Linked DNA regions of Homo sapiens: region 2 is linked to region 1. A link is an interaction called in ENCODE POLR2A ChIA-PET data of the cell type or tissue named here. Cell type or tissue: A673. All regions are shown on one strand.

The links. ChIA-PET counts read pairs that join two places held together with the same protein. Peaks named below come from ENCODE experiments on the same cell type or tissue, not always from the same donor. Only the 100,000 strongest peaks of a DNase experiment are listed, where the experiment ranks them.
Region 2: POLR2A ChIA-PET joins it to region 1 with 11 read pairs; 5 of 35 experiments call an interaction of 5 or more read pairs at or near these places.

The regions. Positions count from the first base shown.
Region 1 is chr7:70,095,330-70,103,329 of GRCh38, reverse strand. The region is part of intron 2 of AUTS2 (activator of transcription and developmental regulator AUTS2); the gene reads right to left. Among named protein-coding and RNA genes, the nearest start is that of AUTS2, 500 kb to the right of the region's middle. In A673, no CTCF peak of the experiment used is centred here; a DNase peak (open chromatin) is centred at 4,979; H3K27me3 peaks cover 4,323 bases.
Region 2 is chr7:70,169,829-70,177,828 of GRCh38, reverse strand. The region is part of intron 4 of AUTS2 (activator of transcription and developmental regulator AUTS2); the gene reads right to left. Among named protein-coding and RNA genes, the nearest start is that of AUTS2, 580 kb to the right of the region's middle. In A673, no CTCF peak of the experiment used is centred here; no DNase peak of the experiment used is centred here.

The sequences.
Region 1 (8,000 bases):
AAGTAAGTGGAGGCTCAGGTTAACCTGGGATTAAACAGAAAGGAAGAGATGGGCCTAGAATTCACATTCAGGCCTTTTTATTCTGGAGTGTGCATTATTTCCAAAACATTATGCTACCCCTCCAGAGTAACATTGTATTAATAATTTATGGGCAATGGAGGCATGTTATAACACATTGCAGTGTGTTTGTTCCTTTGGATAGCTCTAATATTTTTCTGATTTACTGACCAAACATTTAGAGTAAGCAATTAGCAAACAGATATAAATAATTATTCTGGTATCTCTAAAGGAATAAATTTTAAGTAAATACCACACACCTTAATGATATTTTTACAACCATGTCTCTCAATTCTGGATGACTAATACATAATTTGATGTGGTTGAATCTTAATATATTAATTGCATTAATATAAGAATAAATTCTACAATACTCTCTCAAATTTCTTCAAACACTTCAAATAATTAAAGCAGTCTCTAACAGTTTTTTTTGGTCATATTAGACCAGACAAGCAATTGAGAATATAATTTCATTTACCTTAGCCATCTTAAAGAAATTTGGATTAAATTAATGATGGAAAAAAAACTATAATCAACTGAAGTTAGTTTTATTTCTTACTCAAAATCTACAGGTGCCATGAAATTGCTGTCTGACTTGTAACTATAATCTTATTAGTATAAGATTATTAGAAGGAAAAGAATAGAAAGGCATGTAGACTAGCCCATTTATTTAAAAAGCTCTGCTAAATTCCAGTGCTTATACCTACAATACATATACGTACGTGTGTGTGTGTGTGTGTGATCTAACCAAAGAAACTATAATGCCAAAACTATATGAAAATACCTGACAGCTGGTAGCTAATGGTAAAAGGAAATCACCAAAAAATAAAAAATAAATAAAAAGTAAACACTGCAGGCTGGGTGTGGTGGCTCACACCTGTAATCCCAGCTCTTTGGGAGGCTGAGGCAAGCAGATCACGAGGTCAGGAGATCAAGAATATCCTGGCTAACACGGTGAAACCCCGTCTCTACTAAAAATACAAAAAATTAGCTGGGCGTGGTGGCAGGCGCCTGTAGTCCCAGCTACTCGGGAGGCTGAGGCAGGAGAATGGTGTGAACCCGGGAGCCAGAGCTTGCGGTGAGCCGAGATCACGCCACTGCACTCCAGCCTGGGCGAAAGTGCGAGACTCTGTCTCAAAAAAAAAAAAAAAAAAAAAGTAAACACTGCAAAGTAAGGGGTATCTACTTCATACTTCTTTGCTATTGGACAATGAAAGCTTAATGAAGTCTTTAAACCAAAATGTTACGGTTGAACGAATACGTAAAGCTATTACAAAATATATAAAATAAATGTGGGATTTTTCTTAGCAACCAGGTGGACATATTTTACTTATGATATCTGTCCAGTACTTACAGCAATAATATGGAGAATATTTGATAAAAGAGTAAGAGACTATATTGTCACAGCAATGGCTGGCAGTGACATGGGGAAGAAATTCTAGTTGGGAGACAGAGGACATATTTTTAGTGGAATGATTTTTTTTTCCTATTAAAAACTCCCTGACACATTAAAAAGTCATTATAGACATACTCTCTACCTTTTTATTTTTATTTCTTTAATTTTTGTTTTTTGTTTTTTGAGATAGGTCTCACTCTGTCACCCAGGCTGGAGTGCAGTAGCACAACCTCAGCTCACTGCAACCTCTGCCTCCCAGGTTCAAGCAATTCTTGTGCCTCAGCCTCCCAAGTAGCTGGGATTACAAGCATGCACCACCATGCCCGGCTAATTTTTGTATTTTTAGTAAAGACGGTGTTTCACTGTTTTGTTCAGGCTGGTCTTTAACTCCTGATCTCAAGTGATCTGCCCACCTCAGCCTCCCAAAATGCTGGGATTACAGGCATGAACCACTCTTTTTAGAAGGAAGGAGGGGACCTGCCCCTTTTTTTCTTTTTTTTTTTGGCAGTTCTTATGAAAATTCATAAGCCAGATAGCATTCAATAAATGTAAAGAGCTGAAGAATTTGGTTTTATAGAAAAACATCAATTAGCATAAGAAAATTAGCAATTAAGCAATCATTATACAACATATATCAATATTACTAATGAGTGAACATCTACTCTAAAATTCTAGCTTGAACTCTTAAAACCAAATATATGCCAGGCGAAGTGGCTCACGCCTGTAATCCCAGCACTTTGGGAGGCCGAGGCTGGCAGATCACCTGGCGTCAGGAGTTCGAGACCAGCCTGGCCAACATGGTGAAACCCCGTCTCTACTAAAAATACAAAAATTAGCCAGGTGTGGTGGTGTGCGCCTATAGTCCCAGCTACTCGGGAGGCAGAGGCAGGAGAATCGCTTGAACCCAGGAGGCGGAGGTTGCAGTGAGCCGAGATCATGCCACTGCACTCCAGCCTGGGGGATAGAAGGAGACTCTGTCTCAAAAAAACAAAAACAAAAACAAATGTATATGAAGCATCACTACTTTACTGTGATTACCTATCCTTCATGACAGCTGTCCTTGGGTTCCACACCTCATATTCCTATTGTAATAAATTCTTTCCTGGGTCTCCTTAGCAATGGACCTTTGGCCCAATGTCATTTGCTACCTAAATTTAAATGTTTTTAAATCTATCTACTTTTTCAGTACATGAAATTCAACTTGATACTCTTGAACAAAAGAATGGTACAACCAATGAGAACGCATGGACACAGGGAGGGGAACATCACACACCAGGGCCTATTGTGGGGTGGGGGGCTGGGGGAGGGATAGCGTTAGGAGAAATACCTAATGTAAATGATGAGGTGATGGGTGCAACAAACCAACATGACACAGGTATACCTATGTAACAAACTTGCATGTTGTGCACATGTACTCTAGAACTTAAAGTATTTAAAAAAAAAAAAATGGTACAACCGTTATAGCTTTCTACTTCCACAGACTTTGTGGTCAGGTCTATGGGGATAATCCAATAAAAGGGGACATATTTAAGTTCCACTCTTAAAGTTGTATTCATAAAAAATGCAAGACCAGGCCCAGAAAAGTGTCCTAAAGCACAGAGATAATTTGTGCAAAGATGGTTATAAACCAGAATTTTTGCTGAGATTCTAAATGAAGATGACACACTCTAAATGCAAATGACATTAATATGGAAGCCAGTAAAGAGGTTCATGAAGTTGAATAAGAGATACAGCATTATTTCTGGAATACTGAAGACAGCGACCACAACAAGAGTTACTTACTGAAACAAATTTTAACGTTAAGGAATCTCTAAAAGCTGATACCTCCTAAAACTGGAATACAGTCTAAAAATACATATTTGTCATTTTTTTTTTACTGCTGTTCTCTACCCTTAATTTTGTGATGCTTTACTTGCCAACAATATGCTTTTCTAAACATAATTCCAAACAAACTACAAATCAGAGGTATGGATATATATGTAAAAACTGAAGAGTAAATACTGTAGAAGAACAAACACTTGTACCAATTATGTCTTTCTACTATTTCTGTTCTTAAAACTAATAAAATGTACCTTTCTTGTGCAGTGACTGGAAATACTACAAGAAAATGTTTGCAGAACTTGACTTTTCTGGAGGAATTTTTAAATGTAAACACACTTTAAAAATAACCATCATTTTAATTTAACATTAAATAGGGTAGGTAGTTGAGGCATAACGTGTCTTTTTCTGCCTTAAAAATGCCACAGAGCTCAATCAAAACTTCTGATCTGAGTGGAAGAATAAGCTATTTCCTATGTCCCAGAAACCTTACTGTCACTAGGGCAGGGAGAAAACTGCTCATTGTGAATTGTATTTAAGGGAGCCAAAAAAAAAAAAAATCCCCTGAGTCACAGGGCTTAAAGCCAAAAAAATGACCCCCACCAGCCAAAGTCACCATTCAGAAACCTATTATTACAGAAGAAATTCAACACGTAGAGAACAGCCCTAAGTTAAGGAAGATGCTAAGATCCAAGAATTTTAACCTACGCTGACATTTCATCCAAGGGAGAGTGCAAGAAAATCTGCCTTTACCTATAAACTTTGGCTTCCACAAAAAATATTGATTCTAACAGTTTTTGGAGTTAAATACACAAGAACATGTACCAGATTCCCTTTCTTCCTTCTCCTAGTTTTGTGGCTAGATATGGGAAAGGAAAAGAGAGAGAAAGAGGTTTTTTTCAAGAAATGTTGAGGTTAACAAAAACAGCCTAAGACCTGGCCTTTGTCCATGGACTAAATGACTAAAAGGAATCATGACGGGCAGGAATTTTCAAGGACCAACAATGTATGACAAAATAAACAGAAACACTTCTGGGGATAAGAAAAAACAGTATAAGGCCAGGCACAGTGGCTCACGCCTATAATCCCAGCACTTTGGGAGGTCGAGGTGGGCGGATCACCTGAGGTTGGGAGTTTGAGACCAGCCTGACCAACATGGAGAAACCCCATCTCTACTAAAAATAAAAAATTAGCTGGGCGTGATGGCGCACGCTTGTAATCCCAGCTACTCGGGAGGCTGAGGCAGGAGAATTGCTTGAACCCAAGAGGCGGAGGTTGCAGTGAGCCGAGATTGTGACATTGCACTCCAGCCTGGGCAACAAGAGCAAAACTCTGTCTCAAAAAAAAAAAAAGAAAAGAAAAAAGTTTAAAACTTCTGGATTTACAAGGTCAAGGAAAAATAAAAAGACATGGTCTACAACATCAACAATTGGAGAATTATAAAAGTAAAAAATCATCCCTTTCCTTGGCTTTTTATTTTTTCCCCCTTTGAGTGAGACTCCAGGCTGTCAACCACCGGTACCCCACAGCTAGCCATGGCAACAGCTGCATGGCTCTGCTGTAATAAACTGGAAAAATTTAATAGCTTTTATTGTTCTGCAGTGGTGTCTAAGCATATCCACTCTCCCCTCCTAGGACTCCCAGCCCCGCAAGGGCAGCAATGAGAGAAGATCTCATTTACCTAAAAGCACTTATAAATTTTTAATTTGCTTTAACAAGTAAATTAACAAGTCCCTCATTCAGGCAAGTTTTATGGCTTCTTGCCACTTGGGGAAGGCCGTAAAAGTTTTATAGATAATCCAGAGCTACTGAGACTGCTCATAATAAATTGTCTGTTTCCTGTTATTTTATCAAACCACTGGGCTTCTAATGACTTAAAGTCACAGTTCTCTTATATTCAGGCTTTTTATGAGGCCATATTTATAAACTCCAAAGAATACCTTAAATTATACTGGGCCCCTGCTAATCATTACGAAGATTTTTTTTTCTTTTAATGGGAGCTTACCTTTAGCTCACACCCAGCTAATAAATGCTGCAAATGTGTTTTGGAGACAGCATGCTGATTCTACGTATTATTTAAGATGCTGCCTTACCCAGAGTTTCCATTAGCAAATGCTTTCAAATATCTGCAACCTCATCTGTTCTGTACAGACTCACCAACAGTTCTTCCCATTTGAGTGCCATGCTTTCTAGACTGCCGCACTTTATCCTACAAGGGAGCAGCCTGATAATTGCATGAAGCATGCATGTCAAGAGGCTGAGCTTCCAGTATGTGGACTAGAGTGTGACCTTGGATTAACATTAAATTTAGCTCCTAGTTACCAGCAAGCCATTCAGACATGAATCACAATTAAAGACAAGTACCATTCAAATTATTCACCCATTTTTGACTACTGATTATCAGCTAGGAATGGGGTTGACAATGTATAGAATACAGAGAATAAGATATTATGCCATTTACTATTAAGAACTGTACAGATATACTCAGTGTTAGAAATAAGTGACAAAGTAGGGAGAATGAAATATGCTCTCCAAACAATCTCTGATAATGTGGAATTAGTGGAAGTGCTAAGTGGCCCAGTATGCTTTGTGATCACCTCTATATTTTATACATATGCATACACACATGCACATGCAGACATCAAGAGGGATGCATTTTTTTCAAATTAGTCTATCTAGGGAGAGAACCTTAAGAAAATGTCACCCACCAGTAAGAGCAGAATGATCTATATAGGGCCTTTAAACAAAATGATTCAAAAGGTGAAGAGATTACATCTCCGTTCATGCAAATACAACATGCACTGCAGGATGCACACTGAGTTCTTGATTCATTCATACTGATTTTTCCCCACAGAAAATACAACTTGCAGATTAGTAACACCCAGTGTAATCTCATATAAAGGTTCATCATTTAAATAATGACTGTTCTTATATCATATTCATGAGTATTTGAACCATAGCACCTTGTCCAAAGCTGAAATGCATGAACCTCTTGGCCAAGGTGTCATTGAAAATGCATTCGTACTAATTCTTTTCAATTTCAGCCCTTTAGGGAAGGCACAAATAACACCAGGTAGAAGAAGCAAAAAGAGAACGTAAGATAGCAAAGCTTGGTGTAAATGCTGCCCAATATCACTTTTCAAGGATCATGCATGCATGCTGACACTGGCTATCCCACTTCTAGAATAACTTAATTTCTACCTTAATTTTGGCATTATATTCTAATTCTCTTGGAACACTTGCTAGAGAAAAGATATGATGATTTCTATATCGTACTTGAACTCAGCATTATCCTCCTTCTGAATTTTCGGAGGTTTAAGACAACACAGTTGGCTTCAATAAATTTTATTCTCTCTGTAAATCTGATGTAATAATAATGAAAATTATACAAACTCAAATGAGTATAGTCCTTTACACAGTATTTTCTTTTTCTTTTTTTTTCTTTTTTTTTTTTTTTTTAAGATGGAGTTTCACTCTTGTTGCCCAGGCTGGAGTGCAATGGCGCGATCTCGGCTCACCACAAACTCCACTTCCCAGGTTCAAGCGATTCTCCTACCTCAGCCTCCCTAGTTAGCTGGGATTACAGGCGCCCGCCACCATGCCCAGCTAATTTTTTGTATTTTTAGTAGAGATGGGGTTTCACTATGTTGGCGAGGCTGGTCTCCAACTCCTGACCTTAGGCGCTCCACCCACCTCAGCCTCCCAAAGTGCTGGGATTACAGACGTGAGCCACTGCGACCGGCTTTTTCAACAATTTTTTTATTCATGCATAATTGATATGCATAGTTTCAGGGTACATGTGATGATCTAATACATTCATATTATTTGTAAAAATTAAATCAGTGTACTTGAAATATCCATCCCTTTAATGAAGTGTTTTCAAATACACAATTCCATTCACTCTTTACAACCCCGTGTGAACTAGTACAACTATTCCCATTTTGCTGATGTGAAACTTTGTCTCAGAGAGGTTGACAAATCCCATTTCCCACAGCTGGAGAGAAGGGTAGGTCTTGAACTCAGAGTTGAGGAGATACCAGTGAAGAGGAAGTTATAACAATATCCTTAGTAGATACAATAGGGTTTATATACAAGTATATAACAGAATGCTCTTCTTGAATGCTACCTTGCTGTTCTTAAAACTGTGTACTAAATTAATACATAGAGGTGAAGTATAGTTCCTGTATGGATCAAACCCTTTCTTCAATACCATAACTAAACATGGCCAGTTTATTCCTCGTAAATGGCAAACCACTGATTTTAACAGAAATTAGGCAAGACGCTTTTCTTTAGACTCTATCACAGAGTCTACAGCATCTAGAAGCCCTCAACAAATTTTTATTGAATACAAAGGCAATATAAAAATTTTAAGTGTATAACTGTATTATTATTTGTTCTTGTCTGTCTCTCCAATAACCTATAAACTAAAGTAGAGCAGAGACTATGTATCTTTTTATTTTTTTACTGCTATAACCTCAGCACCTAGCATAATACCTGGCATACAGTAGGTACTCAATAAATATGTTAAGTGAATGTACATATTCATGAATAACAGAAGTGCCTTAATGCCCATTCATTACCACTCCTGAAAATGTCTCCAAAATAACAAGAGTTAGCCTCTCCTAATGGGTCAGAAGCATGATTCTGAATGTGAAGAAAAGGACCATCAGGCAGGCTCCAAGTAGTACACGTAGTTGTAAGACTTCTATGCGTGTATGAGAATGCACGT
Region 2 (8,000 bases), 74 kb before region 1:
GTCCAAACAATGAGAATGCAGAACAGACAGATTTAATTAAAAATGAAAACACAAATCTTTGTAAGGGGTGGGGTGGTATACAGAAAGCTTAAATCACTTACACATCATAAAAATGACCTTTGTTGGAGGGAATTTTTCCTTTCCTTAACGAAACCCCTAGCCAGAACCTGAATTTAGGTTGTCAAGTTCAAATGTCTGCTCCCTCATTATCACTAGCTGTAAAATATTGGTTATAAGCTTCAGTTTTTCTGAGACTAGATTCCCTATATGTAAAATATGGATAATAATTATAGTAGAAATGTTTCAAAATGAAATAACAGAAATGAAATGATCTAAAACACCATGCAAGACCCAGACAAAAAATAAGTAAATGTGGTTCTCTTCTCCCATAACCACCACGCACACATTCATCTCTGAGGTATCATGGTGTGGTGGTTTTGAGCACAGCTAAGTTCAAATCATGGCTCGGCCAGCTACTAGCTATATGGCGACTCACAGGTTTCTGAATCTAAGCCTCAGGCTCCTCACTAGAAAAATGATGTCAATAACAGTACCTCCTTGAAAGGCTCATTGTGAAGAAGTGAGTTATTACTTGAAACATGCTTAGAACAGTACTTGGCACACAAAGCTCAATAACTGCTTGCTGGCATCAGGATTACTATTATTTATAAAATTTGAAAATTTATTGACAGAGAGATTGCCTCCTTTGAAATTTCAAAAAACTAAGGGCAAAGCACGGGATTTAATCAAGTCTGACCTTCTAATCATGCTATGTCTCCTGTGAAGTTGTCTAGGAAATGATGATATTTTGCATTGATTAGGCAACATGATACTTCTTGTTCTGTAACTTGCTAATATACTTTTTACTTTTATGAAGAATGAGGTACAACACTAAGAAAACAATTCATATAAGAAATTTACTTATTAAAACACAACTTCCAGGGTATGATCTGAGATCAAAGCAGTCCAAATTCCGTTATCTGCTGCTTGATTCAGAGAGAAAAGCACTCCAGTATGATGGGTCCTAGGCTGTGCAAGACAACCCATCACCAGAGAGAGATTCAATTATATTTGGGGACCATTCTAAGGCAGACAGACACTGAACATATTTTAGAAAGATTTTCAGGAATAAGCCTGTTGGAACAAATATATTTTTCAGAATGATCCAAATTTAAATAAACAACACTTCATCTCAATTAACAAAGATTTTACTGCATTGTTTTCTTAACAAAGAAGATTGAGCATTATCAAATGGCATATGTAAGCAAGGAAGGTTAATTATTCCTAATATTCAACTTCATTTACACTAGCACTGCTGAGAAAAACAGTTGACAGTTGTTTGCACAGGCAGAATCATTGCCATTGCACAAAAGAAGAAACCAAATACCAAAAAGTTAAAGACTGTCTCTAGAGTTAAGAGCTTTTGAGTAAAAGTGTAAAGAATGAGGAGTTCAGACATCCTGCTCCTGATTCTGGAGGGCAGACAGTGAGACTTGAAGTAATTATTAAGTGATTGCTTGAATATTTTATTATACTACTACTATTGTATAATTATTATACTAACAATATCTATAGCTTTCTTGTACGTACTATGAATTCCTACATTGAGAATATTCCATCCTTCATTGGAAACTAATAACAAACAATCCTATTCTAGCAGTAACCCTAATGAAACCTCATTATGGTGAAGAGAATACCTGCAAAAATTCATCAGACTATGGGATTCTTCACTCCTGTTGAAGTAATACATGGAATCCAGACAGGTTCCAAACTATATTGAAATCTAAGTGTCTTCCAGGTTATCAGCCTTTATGTGAGATAGTCATACTACTTCTTAATGAAAATACAGGAATACCTAAGACATTGTAGATTTGGTTCCAAACCACCACAATAAAATGAATATTGCAATAAAGCAAGTCCCATGAACTTTTGGTTTCCCAGTGAACACAAAAATTATGTTAAGTTATTAACATAATTGATAGCATTATGTCTAAAACTAATAGACATATTAGGCTATATGTGTATAATAGCATTATGTCTAAAAATTCAATGTAGTTACCTTAATTTTAAAAATGCTTTATTGCTAAAAATATGCTAACAAACACCTGAGTCTGGTGGATGGATTTTTGCAGGTATCCTTTGGCAAGTCATAATCTTTTTGCTGGTGGAGGGTCTTGCATACATGTTGATGGTTGCTGACTGATCAGACTGGTGGTTGCTGAAGGTTGGGTGGCTGTGGCAATTTCTTGCAGTAAGACACCAATGAAGTTTGCTCCATCAACTGACTCTTCCTTTCATGAAAGATTTCTCTGTAGCATGGGAAGCTGTTTGATAGCATATTACCCACATAGAACTTCTTTAAAAAGTGAAGTCAATCCTCAAATACCGCCACTGATTTATCAACTGAGTTTATGGAATATTCTAAATTCTTTGCTGTAGTTTCAACAACATTCACAGCATCTTCACCAGGAGTAGACTCCATCTCAAGAAAACACTTTCTTTGTTCATCCATAAAGAAGCAACTCCTCATCTGTTCAATTTTGGTGATGAGATTGCAGAAATTCAGTAACACCTTCAAGGCCCCAATTCTAATGCTAGTTCTCTTGATATTTCCATGCATCTGCAGCAATTTCCTCTACTGAAGCCTTGAACACCTCAAAGACATCCATTAAGTTTGGAATAAACTTCTTCCAAATTCCTGTTCATGTTGGTATTTTGATTTCCTCCTATATGTCATGAATGTTCTTAATGGCATCTAGAATGGGGAATCCTTTGCTAAAGGTTTCAATTGACTTTGCCCAGATCCATCAGAGGAAATCACTAATTACGGTGGCTAAAGCCTTATGAAATGCATTTCTTAAATAATGAGACTTGAAAGTTGAAATTACTTCTTGATCCATGAATGGTAAAATAAATGTTCTGTCACCAGGCATGAAAACAACATTTATCTCCTTGTACAACTCCATCAGAGCCCTTGGGTGATCATGTACATTATCAATGAATAGTAATACTTTAAAAGGAATCTTTTTTTCCAAGCAGTAGGTCTCAATAGCGGGCTTAAAATATTTAGTAAACCATGTCGTAAACAGATGTGCTGTCATCCCAGCTTTGTTGTTTTATTTCTAGAGCACAGGGCAGATTTGGCATAATTTTTAAGTGCCCTACAATTTTTGGAATGATAAAATAAGCAATGGTTTCAACTTAAAGTCACCAGCTACATTAGCCTCCTACGAAGAGTCAGCCTGTCCTTTGAAGCTAGGCATGGGACTTCTCCTTTCTAGCTTTGAAAGTCATAGGTGGCATCTTCTTCTAATAGAAGGCTGTTTTGTCTACAGTAAAACTCTGTTATTCAACGTGGCCACCTTTATCAATGATCTTAGCTAGATCTTCTGGGTAACATGCCACAGCTACTCCATCAGCACTTGTGTTTCACCCTGCAGTTTTCTGTTCTAGAGATAGTTCCTTTCCTTAAACCTCTTAAACCACACTCTGATAGCTTCCAGCTTTTCTTCTGCAGCTTCCTTGCCTCTCTCACTCTCCACAGAATTGAACAGAGAGCCTTGTATGGATTAGGTTTTGGCTTAAGGGAATGTTGTAACTGGTTTCATCTCCCATCAAGACTCCTAAAATTTCTCCATATCAGCAAAAGGGCTGTTTCACTTTCTTATCACTCATGTGTTCACTGGAGTAGCACCTATTATTTCCTTTAATCACTTTTCCTTTGCATTCACAACTTGGCCAACAGGTGCAAGAGACTTAGCTTTCAGCCCATCTTGGCTTTCAACATGCCTTCCTTACTAAGCTAAATCATTTCTAGAGTTTGATTTATTCAAGTGAGTGACATGAGACTCTTTTTTCACTCAAACACTTAGAGTCCAGTGTAGTGTTATTAACTGACCTAATTTCAATATTGTTGTGTCTCAGGGAATAGGAAGGCCAGGGAAGGAGAGAGAGAGAGAGGAAAGGCAGGTTGGTGAAACAGAACACACACTGTTCTTATATAGCGAGGTTTATGTCACTCCAAAATAACTAAAATAGTAACATCAAAGATCACTGATCACAGATCACCACAACAGTTATAATTATAATAAAAAAGTTTGAAATAGTGCAAGAATTACCAAAATGTCACACAGAGACATGAAGTGAGCATATGCTGTTGGAAAAACGGTGCTGACAGACTTGCTTGATGTAAGGTTTACACAAAACTTTAATTTGTAAAAAATACAGTATCTGCCAAGCACAATAAAGCAATGTATGCTCATATTAGAAAAGAACTTATTGGAAGTACGAATGAATGACATATAAAAGAGAAGTACATGCTACTGTCATGTAAATATGCCAGATGCTGTTTCTGTCCCCCAATTAATGCCAGAAAGGATTCCACAAAATGCGAATGGCTCATTGCAGAGACTGAGATAGAATGCCTTCCGTCAACATTTTCTTTCTCTCTTTCTTTTTTTTTTTTTTTGAGACGGGGTCCCGCTCTGTTGCCCAGGCTGGAGTACAGTGGCACGACCTCGGCTCACTGCAAGCTCCGCCTCCCGGGTTCACGCCATTCTCCTGCCTCAGACTACAGGCACCCACCACCATACCTGGCTAATTTTTTGCATTTTTAGTAGAGACAGGGTTTCACTGTGTTAGCCAGGATGGTCTCGATCTCCTGACCTCGTGATCCACCTACCTCGGCCTCCCAAAGTACTGGGATTACAGGCATGAGCCACTGTGCGAAGTTCCCCAAACTCCCAGTGGTAAGAGACTCTACATTTTAAAAGAATTCAATAGGAAGAAATTGAAACCCCACAGACATTTAGTATACACCCTCACTCTGGCCAGGCCAGTGAATCCTCAACCACTACTACTTACTAGGTATCAAAAAATGTAATCGCATATACTTTGCAGCAAAATCAATCCTTTTAGAATCCTTGAAGGTTTGGAGAAAAGTTTACAAATTGTGATGAATTTCATGGGCCAAATCCTATGAACTGAGAGTCATCAATTATCATTTATTAATCAACTATAATAATGATGTTTCATAATCATTATATTGTAGACATAATAATAATGAAGGCAATGCAATTTGCTCTCAAAAAGCTTTGGCAGGCAATAGCACTGTCTAATAAGGATGCAGCTGGGCAAATAGCTTATGGTGTTGAGAAATATTAAAATAAGCAAAAGTGCATAGGGAAAGAAGGCATTAGATATACATATTTTCAAGTTATTAAAAATTGAAAAAATATAAAGGTGAGATTAATGTTACAGAATCTATCTGCATCTCTAGAAATGAAGGGTTTAGATTATATGAAATATTTTCTACTCTCAAGGATGTACTCTAGCTAGAAAAAGAACCATTGCATAGAATCTGAATGAGTGATGGGCTGAGAAGCATCTGATGAAATCGAAGAAGGAAAATAAAATTTCCCATGAAAGAACGTTCTTTAATTACGAAGAAGGTTGTCTGGGATTACCTTACAGAAACCTTGCAAATCCTCGCTCTTTATACCTGGTAAAATGAGAGCTACCTGGAAAGCTGTATTTCCTGCCTTGCTCTTTCAGGTCCACAGACACAAAAGAACTGAGGATATAGAATCAGCAGCAGCACAAGACATCCTGTAAATGCTGGGGAACAGAGAGATCAGGCCATAGATCCACCACTCCATGGCCATATAGGAAGTTTGCAGCTTTCAATATTGTCAGTGTCGTGCTGGATAAACACAGGGGGGTTAGGAAAAGCAACGACAGAGTGAGGGAAGCTTGGTGAGGAGGAAAGAAAGGGTTTCCATCACAAAGCAACAGCAATGGAGAGAAACTCAGGGCAGATGGGAAATCTGCAATCATCTGACCCCAGAAATGCAGAAAGAAATGTAGTCCTTCGTCTTAAAAAGCTCTGACCAAGAAAAGAAGGAGGGAAAAACTACCCCCCCCCAAAAAAAAAAACTTGTTTATAATAAAGACTACATTCTGTAGCAATTTCCCAGATTCCTGGGGTTAGAAATCTAGATTGCCAATGGATAAGTGAGCCTTAAAATCACATCCCTGCTGACAAAAATTCATTTCTTATAACCGTCTCCATTTACCGGAATGCTGAATCTTTCCCATGGGGAAGGAACAAATGAAAATGTTATTTCTCTGCTCATGAACTCATACCTTTCTGTCTGCTTTTCACTGTTGGCAATTTCATTCTCCTCCAAATTTGACTAAAGCCCGTGACCTGAGGGAAATAATGTCTATATAATAATCTTCTGAAACTCTAATTCTGAGTCATGTTTTTTTTGGATGTTGCCTCGCAGTTTATGAAAATTGCACTGAGCTATGAAATGTAAGTGATGTGATGTCTCTGCCTAACATAATCATTTTGCTGGTGAACATGTTGCAAATACTAATGAAAAGGAGGCTCCCACAAAAGCCATGAAAGCTGGTTAATGGCAACAATCTAGCAGCAGTGGCTCCCATCTTCCTCACATACCTCTCAGAATAGAACTGCGAAGGGTAAAGGACAGGTGGGCAAACACAGTCAGAAAAAGGGGAAGAATTCGCTTCCACTGTGACCCCTTCCTTGTTCCCCTTGCCTGAAATCTTATCAACGTCTGTGAGTTTGGGAAAATGGCATGCAATCCAACAGTTTGGGAACAATAGAGTACTAACTTTCCATTTTAAAGAATTTTCAATTTTGAAATAGGCTCAGTTATCTGTTTTAAGTCAGTTTAGCCATACAGTGTAATCAATGAGGATTTCTCCATGAGACATACAAATAACTACAGAACCTGGCAGTAGACCCAAGAAGGCTGAAATTTCCGTCTATCATTCAGTGAATTTACCACAATGAAAGGGACTAAAGACTATGTTTTTACTTTTCCCCCAGTCATTTAGATCTATTCAACGTGCAAGCAAGGGAATTAAATAGAGTTATAAAGGCAATGTGCCCCGGCCGGGGGCGGTGGCTCACACCTGTAATCCCAGCACTCTAGGAGGCCGAGGAAGGTGGATCACGAGGTCAGGAGTTCAAGACCAGCCTGGCCAAAATGGTGAAACCCTGTCTCTACTAAAAATACAAAAATTAGCCACGCGTGGTGGCAGGCACCTGTAATCTCAGCTACTCGGCAAGGTGAGGTAGGAGAATCGCTTGAACCCGGGAGGTGGAGGTTGCAGTGAGGTTGCAGTGAGCTGAGATCGCACCACCGCACTCCAGCCTGGGGGACAAGAGCAAGACTTCATCTCAAAAAAAAAAAAAAAAAAGATAACGTGTCCCTAGTATATCCCATCTCAAAGAGCTTGGACCTTTTAACCTAAATGTCTGTGATCTATAATGCTTGTTCATTTACCTTTACTACCAAAATAGAAATGGAAATAATATAAAACTTTAAAACTTATTAATATATTTAGGCTAGGCGCAGTGGCTGTAATCCCTGTAATCCCACCAGGAAGGCCAAGGCAGGCGGATTGCTTGAGCTCAGGAGTTCAAGACCAGCCTTGACAACACGGTGAAGCCCCAACACTACAAAAATACAAAAATTAGCGGTGGTATATGCCTGTAGACCCAGCTACTTGGGAGGCTGAGGTGGGAGGATCGCTTGAGCCCAGGAGGTAGAGATTGCAGTGAGCTGAGATCATGCCACTGCACTCCAGCCTGGGCGAAGAAGTAAGACCCTGTCTCAAAAAAAAAAAAAAAAAATACTTGCATTTAGCTATCAAATTGCCTTTTGAGAGACAGTGGATCAAAGATTTTGTGAGTTTTTTTTTTTAATAAAAAAAAACCTCTATTATTTGAAATTCCCTCCCCTCTCCTGATTCCCAGCAAATGAATGTTTTTAATAGTTTCCAATTTTCAGCAAGTATTACTGCAATTGTATTTGGATCTTGAGGCTATTTAGGGAATGATGCAATGTTACAAAATTAAGCAGCAAATAAAGTTTTGTAAGGAACCCACACCACACATATGTGGCATCACTATCTAGAATTTGCCAACCCCCATTTTACCAGTAATACTAACAGGAAATAATTAG